Regions from separate parts of the Homo sapiens genome. Here region 2 is linked to region 1. A link is an interaction called in ENCODE POLR2A ChIA-PET data of the cell type or tissue named here. Cell type or tissue: GM12878. All regions are shown on one strand. Each heading gives the region's core, and the rest is flanking DNA. Links, peaks and the distances in the headings are about the cores only.

The links. Peaks named below come from ENCODE experiments on the same cell type or tissue, not always from the same donor. Only the 100,000 strongest peaks of a DNase experiment are listed, where the experiment ranks them.
Region 2: POLR2A ChIA-PET joins it to region 1 with 7 read pairs; 1 of 35 experiments calls an interaction of 5 or more read pairs at or near these places.

What each region holds. Positions count from the first base shown.
Region 1 is chr14:39,444,522-39,453,100 of GRCh38, forward strand. The region is part of intron 1 of LOC105370461 (a long non-coding RNA gene); the gene reads left to right. Among named protein-coding and RNA genes, the nearest start is that of FBXO33, 16 kb to the left of the region's middle. In GM12878, for the core only: no CTCF peak of the experiment used is centred there; DNase peaks (open chromatin) are centred at 1,867, 4,310 and 7,449; H3K4me3 peaks cover 1,602 bases; H3K27ac peaks cover 5,190 bases.
Region 2 is chr14:39,758,537-39,767,115 of GRCh38, forward strand. The region is part of intron 5 of LOC105370461 (a long non-coding RNA gene); the gene reads left to right. Among named protein-coding and RNA genes, the nearest start is that of FBXO33, 330 kb to the left of the region's middle. In GM12878, for the core only: no CTCF peak of the experiment used is centred there; DNase peaks (open chromatin) are centred at 4,495 and 4,955; H3K4me3 peaks cover 791 bases; H3K27ac peaks cover 447 bases.

The DNA.
Region 1 (8,579 bases), core at 244-8,243:
ATCAGTATGTTTTGGCCTAGTAGAAGATGATTTCATGTTGGAGGTGAGATCTTTACTTGAAGGTTAAATAGCATTTGGATGGTTGTAGTGCACTGGGTTGTTTCAGGTAGGGATGACAAGGTTTTGGACCACAAATGGAGTAGAGAGAGGTGTGATGATATGTTTTGTGGTGACCAGGGAGGAAAGAGTTCTGGCAGAATTAAAAATCAAATTTATGAAAAGCTGACCAGACACCAGATAAAATGAGCATTTCCTATTCATTTGGTTACTGCTTGAGCTATGGCATGATGAAAACCTTCATTCACCATGTGTTTATGGCTGATTTTCCAGGGGACTAGTAATACTAAGTATGTTTTAAATTTTATGTATTTGAAACATTGCTTTTTAATTTAGCCTTTAAAAAATTAGATAGTTGGCTTATTAATGTAATTGCCAAATGTAGCTTTAATATGAAGTGACGTAAGTAAAATGTAAAGAAAAATAATTGATGACAGTTATTTTAGGCCAGGCATGGTGGGTCTTGCCTGTAATCCCAGCACTTTGGGAGGCTGAGGTGGGTGGATCACCTGAGGTCAGGAGTTCGAGACCAGCCTGGGCAACATGGTGAAACCCCGTCTCTACTAAAAATACAAAATTAGCCAGGCATGGTGCTGTGCGGCTGTAGTCCCAGCTACGCAGCAGGCCGAAGCAAGAAAATCACTTGAACCCAGAAGGTGGAGGTTGCCGTGAGCGGAGATTGCAGCACTACACTCCAGCCTGGGCAACAAAAGGGAAAATCCGTCTCTCAAGAAAAAAAACATTATTTTAAATAGAAAAACCCTGTTTTTATCTTGTTTTCTATTTTCCTTTGTCAATTTCATCTTGGACCAAAGCTTTTCCTCATTATTGAATTACAATCATGAATTCAGAGACCTGGGATTAAAAAGAATATTGATATAATGATTGTTCCTGGAGAATTAACATTTAGCTTATAGCATAAAATGTGAGCTAAACTAGTTATATTTTTTTATTTTGGTAAACTATGCATAACATAAAATTTACTATTTTAACTATTTTAAGTGTACAATTCAGTGGCATTAAGTACATTCACTTCATTATACAGCAGTTACTGCCACCCTTTTTCATCTTCTCAAACCAAAACATTGTATCCATTAAACAATAGCTCTCCATTTCCCATTTCTCCACTGAATTAGTTATTTGAAATCTACCCATTTTGGTATTTTCTTACTTGTCTTATTTGCTACTTTTATAAATGAATATATATTAGGTACTCCTTATATATATGGAACTGGGCCAGATGCTGAGCAGGGTTGAATTACAGTTATAAAGAAGGCTGCACAATTTTCCATGATATTACGTGGTTTCCTGGGTGACAGAGTCTTGTTGCATCACATTCTTTATCTTACATCCAAACTACAATCCAATTAAATGTGCAAAAGTACACAAGCTGATTTTTGTTTCAGAGGTTACCAGGAAAATAATTACACCAGTCTGACAATTTTAAATCAAGATTGAAGTATTGCTTTGGTTTCTTCTGAGATTTTGAGTACCTAAATGAACATATTTGCAAAATTATTAAATATGAAAGTGGGTGGTAGTTTGGTTATTTTTAAAATCCTGAATAAATTTTTATATTTATATGGATTTTGAGGTGTCCTCATTTTATTTTTTCCTCTTTAACTCTGTCATGTTCATTTGCACCCCTTGTTCCCCTGACCTGTAAGTTCACCTATTTCCCATGGTGTTCTTTAGTCTTTTTTTAGAAATCTCACCTTTTTCAGTTTCAATTCTCTCTCTTTAGGGGGGAAAACTCTCCTAATTCTGTATTTCTTAAAACTGCGAGTAACAGTTCTCAGTCTAGAACTGTGACCTGAAATTTCCACTTATATGGTCTGCTGTCACATCAAACAAAGCATGTTTATTGTTGGACTAGTCATTTTTCCATTAATTTTGGAAACCCTCCCCTTTTAAAAGTGGCACTATGTTCATGTCATTATCTAAGCTTGAAAATTTGTGGTATTTCTTTCCCTGTTCAAGTAATAGCCAATCTCTACTAACTGTTTCTGTCTATTGTGATAATCACACCTGTCCTTTCCTTTCCATTTTTTTTCATTTTGTTCAATATAGGGCCTGATCACCTGATGCCTAGGCTACTGCAGTAGTTCCCCACCAGTGGAATTTTCCCTCAAGTACTTATAGCATTTTCTTTGTGAAAATTGTGAATATTTAGATTACAGTCAATTGTGTCTCTCTCTCACATGGTCTTTTTATCTTTTCATTCCCCAGAAACCTTGGAGCATTGTTGCTACTAAACACATATTTTTGAGAATTTGAGAATATGATATTCTAGTTATAATCTCTTCTCCCTCTAGTGTATTTTGTATAGCATTGCCAGGTTCTCCATTAATTAAACAAATATTGAGTGCCTATTATGTGCTAAGGACTCTTTTAGGTGCTAAGGTTATAGTAAACAGCAAACAAAAACTTATGATCTTGGGTGGCTTATATTCTAGAGAAGTAAAAGACTGATAAATTAGCAAAGTACATAGCCTGTTAGGCAGTGATAACTGCAAAGGAGAAAAAAAATTAAGGAGGAAGACAGGGAGTATGGAGTGTGAGACATTGACATTTTGTTAGAACAAGGCTTTCTGAGGGACAAAATATTAAAAAAAAGAGATTGATATTTTGGATTAAAGTGGCTAGGAAAGCCCTTCCATAAAGGTAGCGTTTGAGTAAAAACTTGAAGGAATTGAGTGAGGAAGGCAATACATATGTGCAGGAAGAAGGTTCCAGGCAAAGGGAACAGCAGGTGTAAAGGACCTCAGATGCGAGTGTGCCTGTCATGTTTGAATATCGACGGGGAGCAGAGTGAGCTGGAAGATGACTAGTAGGAGGCAAGGGTGTGTGTTGGGGAAGAGGTGTGGAGTGGAAAAGTACAGATTGAATGGGGCCACATAGATCACAATTAGAGGTGTGGTTTTTACTCTGAGCTGGCCAGCCTTTGTAGGAATTTGAACATGCAAGTGACATCTGACTTAGGTGATAAGAGAATCATTCTGGCAATGATATTGAGGTAAGAGAGGAAGCAGAGAGACCAGCTAGGAGCTTTGGCACAAATCCAGTGAGAGGGAGATCTGGTTTGGGATATACTTAAAGTCGAACTAACAGAATTTCTGATAGATTGGATGTGGGGTGTGAAGGGAAAAGAAAAGTCAAGGATTATTTGAAAATCCTTGGCCTGAGAAGCTGGAAGAATGGAGTTGCCATTAACTAAGATGGGTGTAGCCCTGAGAGGAGCAGATTTGGCAGGGGGTTTTCAGGAAGTTCAGCTTTGAATGTGCTAAATTTGTGATGCTTGCTTGATGTCCAAGTCGAATGAGATGGCCTGGCTTCATGTGAGTGTAATAGATTAGACTGAAGTTCAAGAAGGAGGTCTGAGAATTGTCATCACAGAGATAATATTTAAAACTGTGAGACTGGTTAAGTCATCTAGAGAAAAAGTGTAGAAAGAAAAGAGATTACACTTTTTGAAATACTTTACACCTTCATCTTTTGGCTTAGTACATACCCTCAAAGGCTGCAGGTTTTCCATGACGTTTCATAGTGGAATTTCATGTAAATCTCTTACTTCAGTCAAGCTGGAACACTTACGTTGCCTAAGCTCTCCTTTTGCATTGCTGCTTTCCTATGCTCATTTATTCTTCGTACAAAGAGTGCTTTCTTACCTGCTTTCTACCTAACTTAAATGCAGTTTTCTCCAAGCAGCATTATCTTATTACCACAGAGTGTTCTGTTTCATTTTGCAAAATTCTGCATCTTTATTTCACCCCTCCTAATCTTGTCTATAAAGTTCATCATATTTTTGTATATGTCTTTTTTTCCTGATGAGCTAATGGGATCTATGGCTGGTACCATAATTTTGAATATTTCATCTTCCACAGTGATCAGACCCCCAGTTCTACTTCACAGAGGCAATCTGTGGGGAATCAGTCTTTCCAAACACTATCAAGCTGGAGGAAGTGAGGCTGTTTGGGAATATCTGGACATTGATCCTGCTTTCTCTTCTTAGGTAAAGTTGTGGCTTTACTGGCACTGGGTTTGGCTCAAGAACCAGTAAGAACCCAGATGTTTGTAATTTTCCATTAAAGGGCATAGCTTGTTAGAGTTTGTTCTTCCCCAAATGGTGATGTAAGCCCTGAGCATCAAAGAGAAGTGTCACCCTCATAATTGAACTTGTTAAATATGGCAAAATGTCACCTTGTTCTCTCACTGGGAGTGCATGACTCTGGAGGCCAGTCACAGCTGTGTTGAGCCATGCTACATCTGTTCTTGTTCTGAGTGGCAGTTTCACTGCTAATAAGATTTTGAATCCTTAGCTAAGTAAGTCAGGAACTAAACATAAACCTATTTTCTCTGTGTGTGTGTGTGTGTGTGTGTGTGTGTGTGTGTGTGTGTGCATGCACTCTATTTCCTGTAGTTCATAGCTGATAGCTAATATTTGTTTAAGGTTTACCTACTATGGACTAGACATAGTTCTAATGCACTGCTTGCATTAACTCTTTTAATCTTCATAACATTCATATGAATTAGCCATCTCCATATTTATAGCCATTTTCTGATAAGAAAATTGAGGAAAGAGAAGTTGAGTAACTTTCTTTAACAGACTGTAATGTTAAGTGGAGGAATGGGGTTTGATCCCAAGAAGGTTTGATCCAGAGTTTATATTTTTAACTGCTGTACTATACTAGTGATATGGTTAGGCTTTGTGTCCCCACCCAAATCTCATCTTGAATTGTAGTCCCCAGGTGTTTAGGGAGAGACCTGGTGGGAAGTGATTGCATTATGGGGTCGCTTTCCTCCATGCTGTTCTCATGATAGTGAGTGAATTCTCATGAGATCTGATGGTTTTATAAATGGTAGTTTTTTCTGTGCTGACACATGTACTTCTCTCTCCTGCCACCATGTGAAGAGGGTCCTTGGTTCCCCTTCACCTTCCATCATGATTGTAAGTTTCCCGAGGAAACAAAGCCAAGTGGAGCTGTGAGTCAATTAAACCTCTTTCCTTTATAAATTACCCACTCTCAGGGAATTCTTTATAGCAGTGTGAAAGTGGACAGCTACAACTAGTTTATTTGAAATGCTGCATGCCAATTTTGATTATTTCTTTTTGTCTTGTGGTGGGTGTTTCTATAATTTTAAATAATATGCTTATCTTACTACTTCTTGATTTATCAACTAAGGCGATAACTGTCGATGACTTGATGTTTAAGATGATTTACTCTTCTGCTACTCTATTGCCCTTCTTCAAACTTTATATAGTTATATATTATTGTTGTTATTTCCTCTGTTGGTTAGCTTTGTGACTCCAATATGCCTGAACCTCTATTTCATGTTCCATTAGCTTTTGGCAGTACTGTATCCTTTATTGCCCTTTTTATAAAGTGAGAGTTTATTACCCATACCCTCTACTTTAATTTTTACCTCCCTTCTGTCTTTTAACTTCTGTCAAATATCCATTTACTTTAAAATTATCAAAGTTTATAATATTTATATTCTATTTAAGGAAGGCAGTATAACTTTGTGGTTAAGAATGTGGACATTGGAATTAGGTTGCCTGGGTTTAAATCCAAGCACTACCACATCCTAGCTGTGTCACCTTGGCAAATTATTTAATTTCTCTGTGCCTCAGTTTTCTCAATTATAAAATGAGGATAATGTACTCTTATTTCACAGGATTATTGTGAAGATTTATGTAAAACATTTGAAACAGGGCCCGATACGTAATAAGGACTATATAAATGATTGCTATTAGTGTTATAATTATTCTGTAATCATAGTGAACTCTTCCATGCTTTCAATTTATTCTAAAAGTTCAATACATGATATTTAACTAATTAATTTGTTATGATTATACAATACAGAACCAAGTAGTACACTGTGATTACATTTCTTTGTCTCTGTGTTCAAAGTTGTGACCCTAAAAATAATGTTTCTAGTATCAAGGTCAAATGGGGTATCTTATCTTCCACTCCCTAAAATTAAAAAAAATGTAGCATTTTAATTTTATTGATAATTAGATGATGACTTTCTTCTGTATCTCCCCTCTCCCACAGAATTTGGAATTGCTTTTTTTTTTACTGACAAAAGAATAAGTTATTTTAATCATATTCTCAAAATTATCTGACTTCTCTGTCACACTTGGTTGTAAGAACTCACTCTCTTCTCGGAGACAGTCCTTTTATGATCCATGGAAGAAAAAATTGATTAATTGGACTTACCAAAACTGAAGACTTTTGCTCTACAAAAGATTCTGTTGAGAGAATGAAAACACAGGTTATATCTGGGAGAAAACATTTTCAAATCACATATCTCTTAAAGAATGGATATCCAAAATATAAGAAAAAAATTAAGGAAACAGCCACTTGTAAAAAAATGGACAAATGATCTGAACAACTGCTTCAAAAAGACTTATGGATGGCAAAAAAGACTTATGGATGGCAAATAACCATCTATAAAAAGATTCTCAACATTATTTGTCATTAAGGAAATTGAAACAGCAAGATATTACTGACATACCTGTTAGATTGGTTAAGAGAAAAAAAAAACCTGACAATACTAAATGCTGGTTATCTCATACTTGCTACTTTGGAAGATGGTTTAGCAGTGTCTTATTAAAGTTAAACACAGACTTACCACATGACCCAGCAAAAGCACCTTTAGGTATTTACCAAATTGGTTTGAAAATGTAAATCCATACACGTGCTTTAATCATAGTTGTCAGCTTTGTTCATAATCATCAAAAACTAGAAGCAACCAAGAAGTTCTTCAGTAGGTGAATGCATAAACGGTGGTACATCCATGCAATGGGTTATTATTCAATGATAAGCAATTGATGCTACAACATGGATGCGTCTTAAATGCATTTTCCCAAGTTATTGAAGCCAGACTGAAAAGGCTACATCATATTGAATGATTCCATTCATATGGCATTCTAGAAAGGGCCAAATTTAAGACTGGAAAACCAATCAGTGGTTGCTAGGGATTTGAGGAAAGGGGAGTTTTCACTTGGGGGAAAGAATGGGGGAGTTGTAGAGTTAAAAGTAAACTGTAGTGGTGGACATATACTATGCATTTGAAAAAACTGATAGAACTTTATAGCATAAAGAGCTTAATATGTGCAAGTAAAAAAATCAATCAACCAAGAGTTAGGGATCCCGGAGGGGAATGCAATGGTGACAAAAGAACCTAACAAGCTTGTTTCAGATATGTGATATAACTTCACTAAAGGGATGGGGGAAAAGGTGCTGACCTGAATAATTTTTGGAAAACAGTGTTTTAACTAGAAACTGTAAGATTAAAGACAAAAGTGTACATAAATGCTGCAGCTGGTAAAGTTGTTTCTCACAGGGGTATTGGTTAGCAATTCTGAAACTGCTGTACGTGTATACTGGAAACTGACAAATAAGTAAATGTATTACCATACATTTGGTGATTGATGGGAGCCAAGTTTCTCACTATTGGAGAAGAAGGTTGCAGAAAAGCAAGAGGATAGAATGAACCATGTGGTACTGAATTAGATTTGGAGACACCAATATGAAATTATATTTAGTTTAATATAGATACTGCTGGGCTTTGTAGCAGGTGGCTAGTTTCATAGTGTGCGGTGTTCTCATTTTTCCCTCACCTTCACCCACCCAGACCACAACCCAAACACAATTGTCTTTATTTTTCTGCCTGTCTTTTTGCCAGTAGCGAAAATGTTATTTGTTCATGCCTGAGATAGGTTGTTAACACAAAATTCTAATGAACTAGTCCAAACGCTTAACTTTTGTAGCTGGAAGACCTTCAAACATTTTAAACAAAGAAAAAAATCTTGTTTTTTTCTTTTCCTTTTGGATAGCATAGAGAACTTTTTATTTTTTGTGAAGTAGAATGTGAGTCCTTTTGGGTATATTGGAATTTCTCTGGGGACAATTTTGAAAGAAACTACTGTATACATCAAAAGAACATAAGGATTTCTGTTGTCCAACTGTCTTCAAAATTTTACCTAAAGTGTTCCATTAAAAAAGGCTACTAAGTAGAACTACTAAAATGAATAATAAAAAATATAAAAATGAATAATGAAAAAATACAAAAAAAATAAAAAATAATTCAAAAATTTACCTAGAGTACCATTTAAAAAAGGCTCCTAAGTCGAGCTACTAAAATGAATAATAAAAAATGTAAATTTCAAAGTAGCCTAATGTAGCAAGTTGAGAAGTAGAGCTTTTCCCATTCCCTGTGATTTTGGGCTGAGGGCCCAGAGCTGAGAACAAAGCATATTAGTGCCTGGATTTCTAAAGAAAGGATGCTGCTCCATCTGTGTGAAACTAGCTATGGCCACAGTCATTGCCAGGGAAGCAGTTCTAGCCAGTTCCTTGCATATGGTGGCTCTGTGTAGTGCCATGTGACTTTGCCAGCTTGTTTATAGCTAATTGGTGATTGTTGGGTCAAGTGCTCTTTCACTCTAACTGTACCCAGGCCAGTGGCCTACCGGAAGATGCAATGAAGACATTGCCTACATAGAAGTGGCCATTTGC
Region 2 (8,579 bases), core at 277-8,276, 310 kb after region 1:
TTTTCCTAAACATTTGATATAAACTTATGTGCCACATATGACATTTTGATCAATGACAGATTGCATATACGGTAGTCACATAAGATTATGATACTATATTTTTACAATACCTTTTTATGTTTAAATACGCAAATACTTACCATTGCGTGGCAGTTGCCTGTGTTATTCAGTACAGTAACGTGCTGTATAGCCTTGTAGCCTAGAAACAATAGTCTATACCATATATCCTAGGGGTGCAGTAGGTGTATACCATCTAGGGGTATACATTCTGTGATACTTGCACAACAACAACATTGCCTAAGGACTCATTTCTCAGAAGGTATCCTCATCATTTAAGGGATGCATGACCATACTAAAATAAAAAGTATGCTAAAAAGAGCAGATACATCAAAATACAACTTTCCTTAAAGAAAGATTCTTAGATCTGGGCTTCCAAGGAACACACGGGAAAATGCTGACCTCCTCACACATTGATATGTATTGTTCAAGACATATATATTTTTATTGAAGTAAGATCAGATGAAATGATATTCTAGCAAAAACATTAATGGATACTTTTTCAATTAATGTCCAAATTTATCATTATTTATACATTAAAGATGATGCAGCACTGAATGATAAATTATGAAGGAAACATTTAATGCACATTTGAAAAGTAAAGAAATTAGATGCATCTTAATTATATAAGTACTAAAGATCAAACAGATTTTTTTTTTAGTTTTGAGCAACAAAAATAGAAACTTTCAGTAACCTTATAAGAAATGTATAAGTAGCATCTTCAGCAAACAGCAATGTTGTGGATTTACTCATGGTAATTAAATCATTTTTTATATTTCAGGTTTCCATTTATCATTGAAATGTAAGAGTTAATTTGCACAGATACAAATTTATAAAATATAATCCCCTTTCCCAGTTCTCTGATATGTGTTTTACCGTGTCAGAGACATTTTTGATGACAGTGTATGCCTGGATCTTGGTGTAGATACTTTTCTCTTACACTAATTAAATAATTAAATCACTTGTTCCAGAAAGTTAAAATGCCAAATGTCTAGGTTCTCTGCTTCCACAGACTTCTGACTCTGACAGCCAACAATTACTCTAAGTGTTTGACATTCAGAAATTGGAGAGAATAGGTCAGGACTGTGGTAAGTGGGTTTGCATTTTAAATAGCCGTGATTGAAAAGAGAGGAAAGAGATGTGTCCAGTGGCAATTTCTGTTAGTAATTTTTTGTGGTTCTCTTAAGACTTTGTTTTTTCAAGAGAAGATGAAAACTAGACTGGTTGTTCTTACCCCAACTTTATTTTTTAATAGTAATCTCTCTGGAAAATTATAGGAATCTGAAAGTATAACAATTCCAAAGTTAGATATCATATTTATAATATAGTCAAATGAGATCATTGTAGTTATTACCATGATGCACACTTTCAAGGGAGTTAGAATCATTGAATATAGCACTACATTTTTTTGGTGACAACAGCTTTTGAATGTCCCTGCTTAAATTACTTTTTATATAGCAAACTTATACTTCGAAGATTCTTTTCAATAAAAATGTAATATTTTTATTAATCCTTTTCACTTGGGTTTACACAGGAAGGATTGCTTAGAAAATTTAAATTATTAATTCAATCACAATTAGCCAATGCTCTTAATTTTTTCCTTCAGTAGAAATGTTTGCCTTATATTTTGAAGAATGTATTTGCTTGCGTTTCATTACTTTTATTTTCTCTTCCATACCTGCTGTGGAAAATGCAAATAATGCCAATAAAATTAGCAAAGAGGAGAGAAGAAAGGAGGAGTAGCAGCAGTGACAGCAGCAAGAGATTAGGTGTAATTAGCAAATTTAATAATTCGTATCTAAATAACCAAGTCACAGGTCAAATCTCATACCAGCTCCTCCATGGGAAATTACATTTTTGTTGTTGTACTGAAATTTTATGGTAATAAATATTATAAAAGATAGGGGAGTGTCAATCCTTTGTCATTGACTTCCTGAGCCAGCAGCAGGTAACTGATGGAGTCTGAGCCTGTGTGTTGACAACCTCATGGAGCCCACATGAAAATGGTTGTGTAGTGATTAACAAGTAAAATCCATGATTTTATGCCATTAGGGGATGCGTAATAGTTGCTACCATTATGGGGTATTACGACAACGTGCAGTGGAGTAGAGGTTCTAGGGCCTGTAGGATGAATACCATTTGGGTCTCACCAAGAATCTGGTGGAGATTCTTACTGATTTCTTAGTGCATTTGAAACTTGGTATCCGAACTCTAGTGTCATTTATGTTTACATATGTGTTTGTAACTCAGTTAAAATCATTGTTATATGAATTAAGAATGTATAACTCTTTTAAAGAGTATGTTCAGTTGTTTGCAAGCAAGCATGTTTGTCATTTTCATAAAGTCCCTTGGTAAAGAAACCCCATAAACATTGTTATTTATTTATGAATAACTTATGTCGACCCTATTGCAATATTACAATCAAAATTCTGGTGTGAGGAGTGGGAAAAATCAGTGAAGTAAATTTCCTTTAAAACTCTCTTTCTGAGATTTCCCTTCTATCTGAATGGTTTGTTGCATCACTTTAGTTTATTTAGTAATCTCAAAGACACTTACAGTCTCATGCCTGTAATCCCAGCACTTTGAGAGGCCAAGGCTGGCAGATCACGAGGTCTGGAGTTCGAGACCAGCCTGGCCAACATAGCAAAACCCTGCCTGTAATCCAAGCTGCTTGGGAGGCTGAGACAGGAGGGTCACTTGAACTTGGGAGGTGGAGGTTACATTGAGCCGAGATCGTACCACTGCACTCCAGCCTGGGCAACACAGGGAGACTCCATCTCAAACAAATGAACAAACAAACAAACAAACAAAACACAGGGCTTCAAGATTCTGAATCTGTATAAACAACCTTTAGGATAAATCCTTTGTGATTAATTCTTTAAAGCTGTATTATAAGTTTTTACATGTTAAACTTTTTTCTTAGTCATTTGATTTACATTATATGTTGACAATCTGTCAGGCTAATATATAGCATTAACTGACTCATTATTTCATTGATAGAAATGTGTTAATAGGATGTTACAGTCACACTTATCTACATTGGAATTAGCCTTTCAATATGTTTTTGCAGAAATTGTTGCAATGTGTTTAAAAATGAGATAGACGCCGGACACGGTTGCTCGGGCAGATCACGACGTCAAGAGATCAAGACCATCCTGGCCAACATGGTGAAACCCCGTCTCTACTAAAAACACAAAAATTAGCTGGGAGTGGTGGCGCACGCCTGTAGTCCCAGCTACTCAGAAGGCTGAGGCAGGAGAATCACTTGAACCTGGGAGGCGGAGGTTGCAGTGAGCCGAGATTGCGCCACTGCACTCCAACCTGGCAACAGGGTAAGACTGTCTCAAAAAAAAAAAAAAAAAAAAAGAGATAGTCATTAAACTCTTTAATGCAAAACGAACAATTGTGAGAACTATAGAGACTGTTTACAGACTCAAAGCTGTAACAGTTAAATTATTTGTTGTTAAATCACCTGTAGTTAATTACAATATGTTGATGTGTACCTGATCTAAAAGGAAGATTATTTTGGGTTGTCAGGTTAAACACAGACATTGTCGAGCAAAGATAAGACAGTCAAATTACCTTTTATTCCTCAGAAGTGTCATTGAATTCAGTTAACACCTTATCAAGTGCTAATAAGACCTTTCTTTGAAGATGTGAATGATTAAGCCCTAATCCTTGTTCAGTGATTTTTGAATCTTAGAAGTTCCGAATCAAGTTAATTTCTAAATTATACAATTTGAATATACTAACATTTTAATTTAACATTTTGTATGTTATTTAATTTGTGCTCTTAAATTTAGTTTGAATCCAACTTCCCCTTTTTTCTTTACTCAGAAAAATAATTTTGTCTTTGATTTATGCAATAATAATGAATGGATTCAGCTTACTCATTTCAAATTATTTCTGCAGAATATTGAAAGTTAGGGAAATGCCTCCCCCCACTCTTTTAAGTAGCTTTAGAAATTGCAGTTCTGTTCGACACTAAATACAGTGAATAGTTTGTGTTCCACAGCTTCAGGATAGAGAACACAGATTTCCCAAACATTCAGCAAATTACGAAACAATTGAGAAGTGGGGAAATCCAGGGTTACAGCAGATAGTCTTTCAAATGGGAGATGTTGGAGTGTTGATTTCTGTTCTGATGGGCTGTGAGTAGTGGTAGTGGTGGCAGTGGCAACAGTGACTGTTCTACATCTAACGGGAGGGAAGGTGGTACTTCACCACTGATGTGCCACAGAAGCTTACTCATTTTCCTCTTTTGTGGGCATGCTCTTGGTTCCACATCATACACTGGGGATACATCAGCAAAATGTGGTTAATTGCAGTGTAGCAGGACGAGCCGTAGACAAAACCCCTCAGACACCGAGATAGTGAAGGGAGTGGCTTTAATGAGCTGGAAGCATCGGCAGACTAGCGTCTTAAAATCCAAGCTTGTCAGGTGCACAGTTTCTGTCCCTTTTAAGGGCTCACAACGCTAAGGGTTTCACGTGAAAGGGTCGTGATTGATTGAGCAAGCCAGGGGGTACGTGACAGGGGCTGCATGCACCGGTGGTCAGAGTGAAACAGAACAGACCAGGAAGTTTCACAATGTCTTTCCATACAATGTCTGGAATCTATAGATAACATCGGTTGCTAGGTCAGGGGTCGAATTTTAACCACCAGGCTTAGGTCAGGCAGGCCCAGGCCTGGTTTCAGGTCTGGTTCCTAGGCGCCGGGCTACCTGCCTTTAGTTTCACTTCTCTTTCCTTTTCTGGGTATAAAACAATATAAAGCAATATGAGAGGGTCTGTCTCTCTTCTCTCAGCAGCAGATAAAGGACAACTGTGAAGATTGGGAACCTGAAATTAGACCTTCCCACAATGTTTGAAAATGTTCCTGGGAAACAGACCTTTGAGTCTTGGAAGGAAGGATCTATACACTCTGCGGTGATAGACAGGTGGTACATGGATAGCAGTGGGCAAACCCTGAGCAGATGACACTCAGAAATTTAGGTAGATCATGTGGTTTTTATCATCTATGTATAGGTAGTCAGAGCTCTATACTGGTGTCCAGACCCTGGCTAAGAATCTAGCAAAGGCAAAGCAAGGTTCCAGGCTCATGTGGGTGCCAGGATAGCCTCTTAGGGAGTAGAGCACAGGGATTAGTAAGAATATCCAGTTACATACCTGGGGTCAAGAAGAGCCCAGAGAATTTGGAAATTTGGCATGGTTAATAAAACTAAGGAGAAGAATCAGAGAAGGAGTAAGTGTGATGGTTGAAACTAGAGAACTAGGTATTAATATGGAGTGTAATTCGTGTGTTAGAACAAGCTTGCCATGACTGGGGAGAGCTGATAACATTTTAAAGACATTTGTGAGCTCATTGATGGAGAACTTGAAATTGATCATGGTGGGATTATTTACACCATGGGATCACAAATGTCACATATCAGGCCTTCCCCTTCTCTCTCACCTCCAGAACTGGCTGTTAAACATTTATCAGCACCCCACAGGTGTAGCGTAGAGAACATAGCTTTGAGGTTGGCTAGAACTAGGATAGAATTCTGCTTCTCGGAGTCGTGACAACTTATAAAACCTCCTTAAATTTTCTAGTTTCTTATGTAAAAAATTTGGAGTATAATGAAAATTAAATTACCTATAATGATATACAATGCACCCAGCCCATTACAAGTTCTTATAGTATTTTTGAATCCTTCTTTTTCCACTCTCCTTATACAACTGGTCCTAGAGTCTGAGGGAGAAGGAGTTGTAATGGAGGTGAAGATTCTACAAGAGAAGAGCCAGAATTCAGGCACCAGGAAGGAATTTTTGTTTTAGGGAAGGTACATCCCAAATAGTTACACCAAAGTTCTTTCTGGGGGAAATTAAGAAAAAAATGTTGAGAGTGGAAGCCCCTATATGGCATCACAGTACCTCTGAAGGGGCAAGAATTGCCCTTCAGAGGGGCAATTTTAGACAGCTGTGCTGAGTAGGGATAACAAGCCCAAGCCTGGGGAGTGAGCAACCCATGGGTACTAGATATCAGGGCGATCAAGAGCCTGGAGTCTCCTAGCCAGAAGTGCACTTGGTCTTGGTCAAGACAACCCCTCTACTAGTCCCATGATCTTAGGCAGTATAAAAGTGGTTAGAGCTTATAAGACCCACTGTCCCAGATTTGGTAGAAGGGAAATCAGAACAATTCTCACACACATAATGTCAGGGCAAACACATGGTCTGGATAGAGCGTCTCACATTAGGCAAAATCAAAATATAACTGTAGGAAACAACTGAAACCAAACACACAAAAACCTATGCACACATACCAAGGGGAAAAGAGGGAAGAAGCCCGATATACAAAGTGAGAGTGAACCCAGTATAAAAGAAAACATTATCCAGAAAGCATATATTTTTAAAATTTACTCTGTAGAGAAACTTACTGAAAACATAAATTTGTTAAAACAAGACTCAAAGATGAGATGATTTAAGAGAAGAGTGGGATAAAAATGGGGATGACTGGAATAAGAAAACAAATTGAGAACCAAAACAACACCCTTACTATCTAATAAACAGCTTAGAAGCTGCAAGGAATGAGAAAAAACTTAAAATTGAACTTAAGAGGTAGAGTAAAGGTTTGAAATAATCGCAGTGAGTGCAGAAGATGACTAAAGGAAAAAAGGAGTTACAAACATTTCTCAAAAATGAGTTCCTATATTTGATTTCATGTTTGTCCTTTCAAAGAGGAGGCCAATTCTACAGTCACAAAATTATTTCTGTTGGCTTTCACAGCCTTGAATAAAATGGAAAAGATTAAAGTGTGGCTCTTAACAGAAGCGACTCCTAACTGCCAATGGCTTCTAGAAATGTCTTTTTCAACGCACTGATGAAATTGTTTTATAAATCTCTCTGGCCTTATAAAGGAAAGTAGTAATTGTGGGATAAGTACAGCCTGAAAAATTTATTATACTCCTCAAATTTTGGTTAACAGTGGGTAACAGGATGGGGAATGAGACTTCTCCTGTTTTGGAATTTTTGCTAAAACTTCAAAACAAAACTAATGAATGCTTTCATATTCTGCAGAGAGCCATCACTGAGCTGTGGGATCCCTCTGATATGGTTTGGCTATGCCTTCACCCAAATCTCATCTTGAATTGTAGTACTTATAATCCCCATGTGTCATGGGAGGGATCTGGTGGGAGGTAATTGAACCATGGGGGCAGGTTTTTCCTGTGCTGTTCTCATGATAGTACATAAGTCTCATGAGACCTGATGGTTTTATAAGGGCAGTTCCCCTGCACATGGTCTCTTGCCTGCTGCCATGTAAGACGTGCCCCAGCCATGTGGAACTGTGAGTACATTAAATCTCCTTTTCTTTATAAATTACCCAGTCTTGGGTATTTATTCATTGTAGTATGAAAATGGACGAATACACCTTCCCTTTGTATTCTATCTGTATGATAGCATAAACAAAAATCAATTTTAAAGGTATAAAAAATTAAAAACAAAACAAATTAAATGAAAAGAGATAGTCAAATTAAACCTGCTAGTCTGATCGTTACTCCCAGTGGGTATAAGAAAAAGTTAAGGAATTCGAGGATGTTCACTGTGGCTTTGAGTTATGGTTTTACCCCCTCATAGTCCTCCCCTCATAAAGCAAGGAAATGGGGTCTAAGAGAATCCCTCATAGGAACTGGCATGCTTGGAAGAGGATGATATTGGTATCTCAAGCCTGTATTAGATGTCTGTTCCCATAGCAGCCTTGCCAACCTGCTCCACAATGATGTAAGCAAACTTTGTGGGGCAAACTGAGAGTAACCACAAGGCAGAGAGACGAGAAGTGAGGAGCTTGTGCATCATCCATTGTTTAGGGAACAGGGAGGTGGAATTTTACACTGGGCTACCGGTGCAAGGGAGCCAGGTGTGCTTGATCATTGGTGATAGCATTTGAAGCAGGGACTGAAGTCCTGAGCCAGAGCAGGTGTACCACATCAGAAGGTACACCTGTAGCACGGAGAGGCTGCCTCAAGGGGGCATCCAATGGACCTCACCTGTGGTGTCTTAAAAAAAAACACACACACAACACGAGCCTTTCTACGCACACCATACAGAGATTGTCTTTGGCTAAGGGAAGACTGTAACTGCACAAGGAAGGTAAACGATGTTTTTGGCACTTTTCTCTAAGCTCTACTTTCTGCTTCAACAAAGGAAAAGCTAGAACAAGAAAAGGGAAGTGGGAAGGAGAAGCACAGGGAGCCTAAGTTAGGTTAGAGGAGTGTTTCTTGGGTATGAAATTGAAGTTTTAAGTTTGGGCAAGATTGGGAACTTCAGTAGCTCGAAATATCCAGAAAGCATCTTAGATTCTGGCTCAGATTTTTTTAAGAGATGGAAATGGAGATTCAAAGGTTTTGTTATTGAAGACAATAAAGCCATTCCATGTTTGGACTCCACTAAATTCAGATTGTTCGATTAATCTGTCAACACTTGTATGCCAAAAAATGATACTATAGGCATTGTATGAACTGCTAACTTTATTTATCCTTTGGT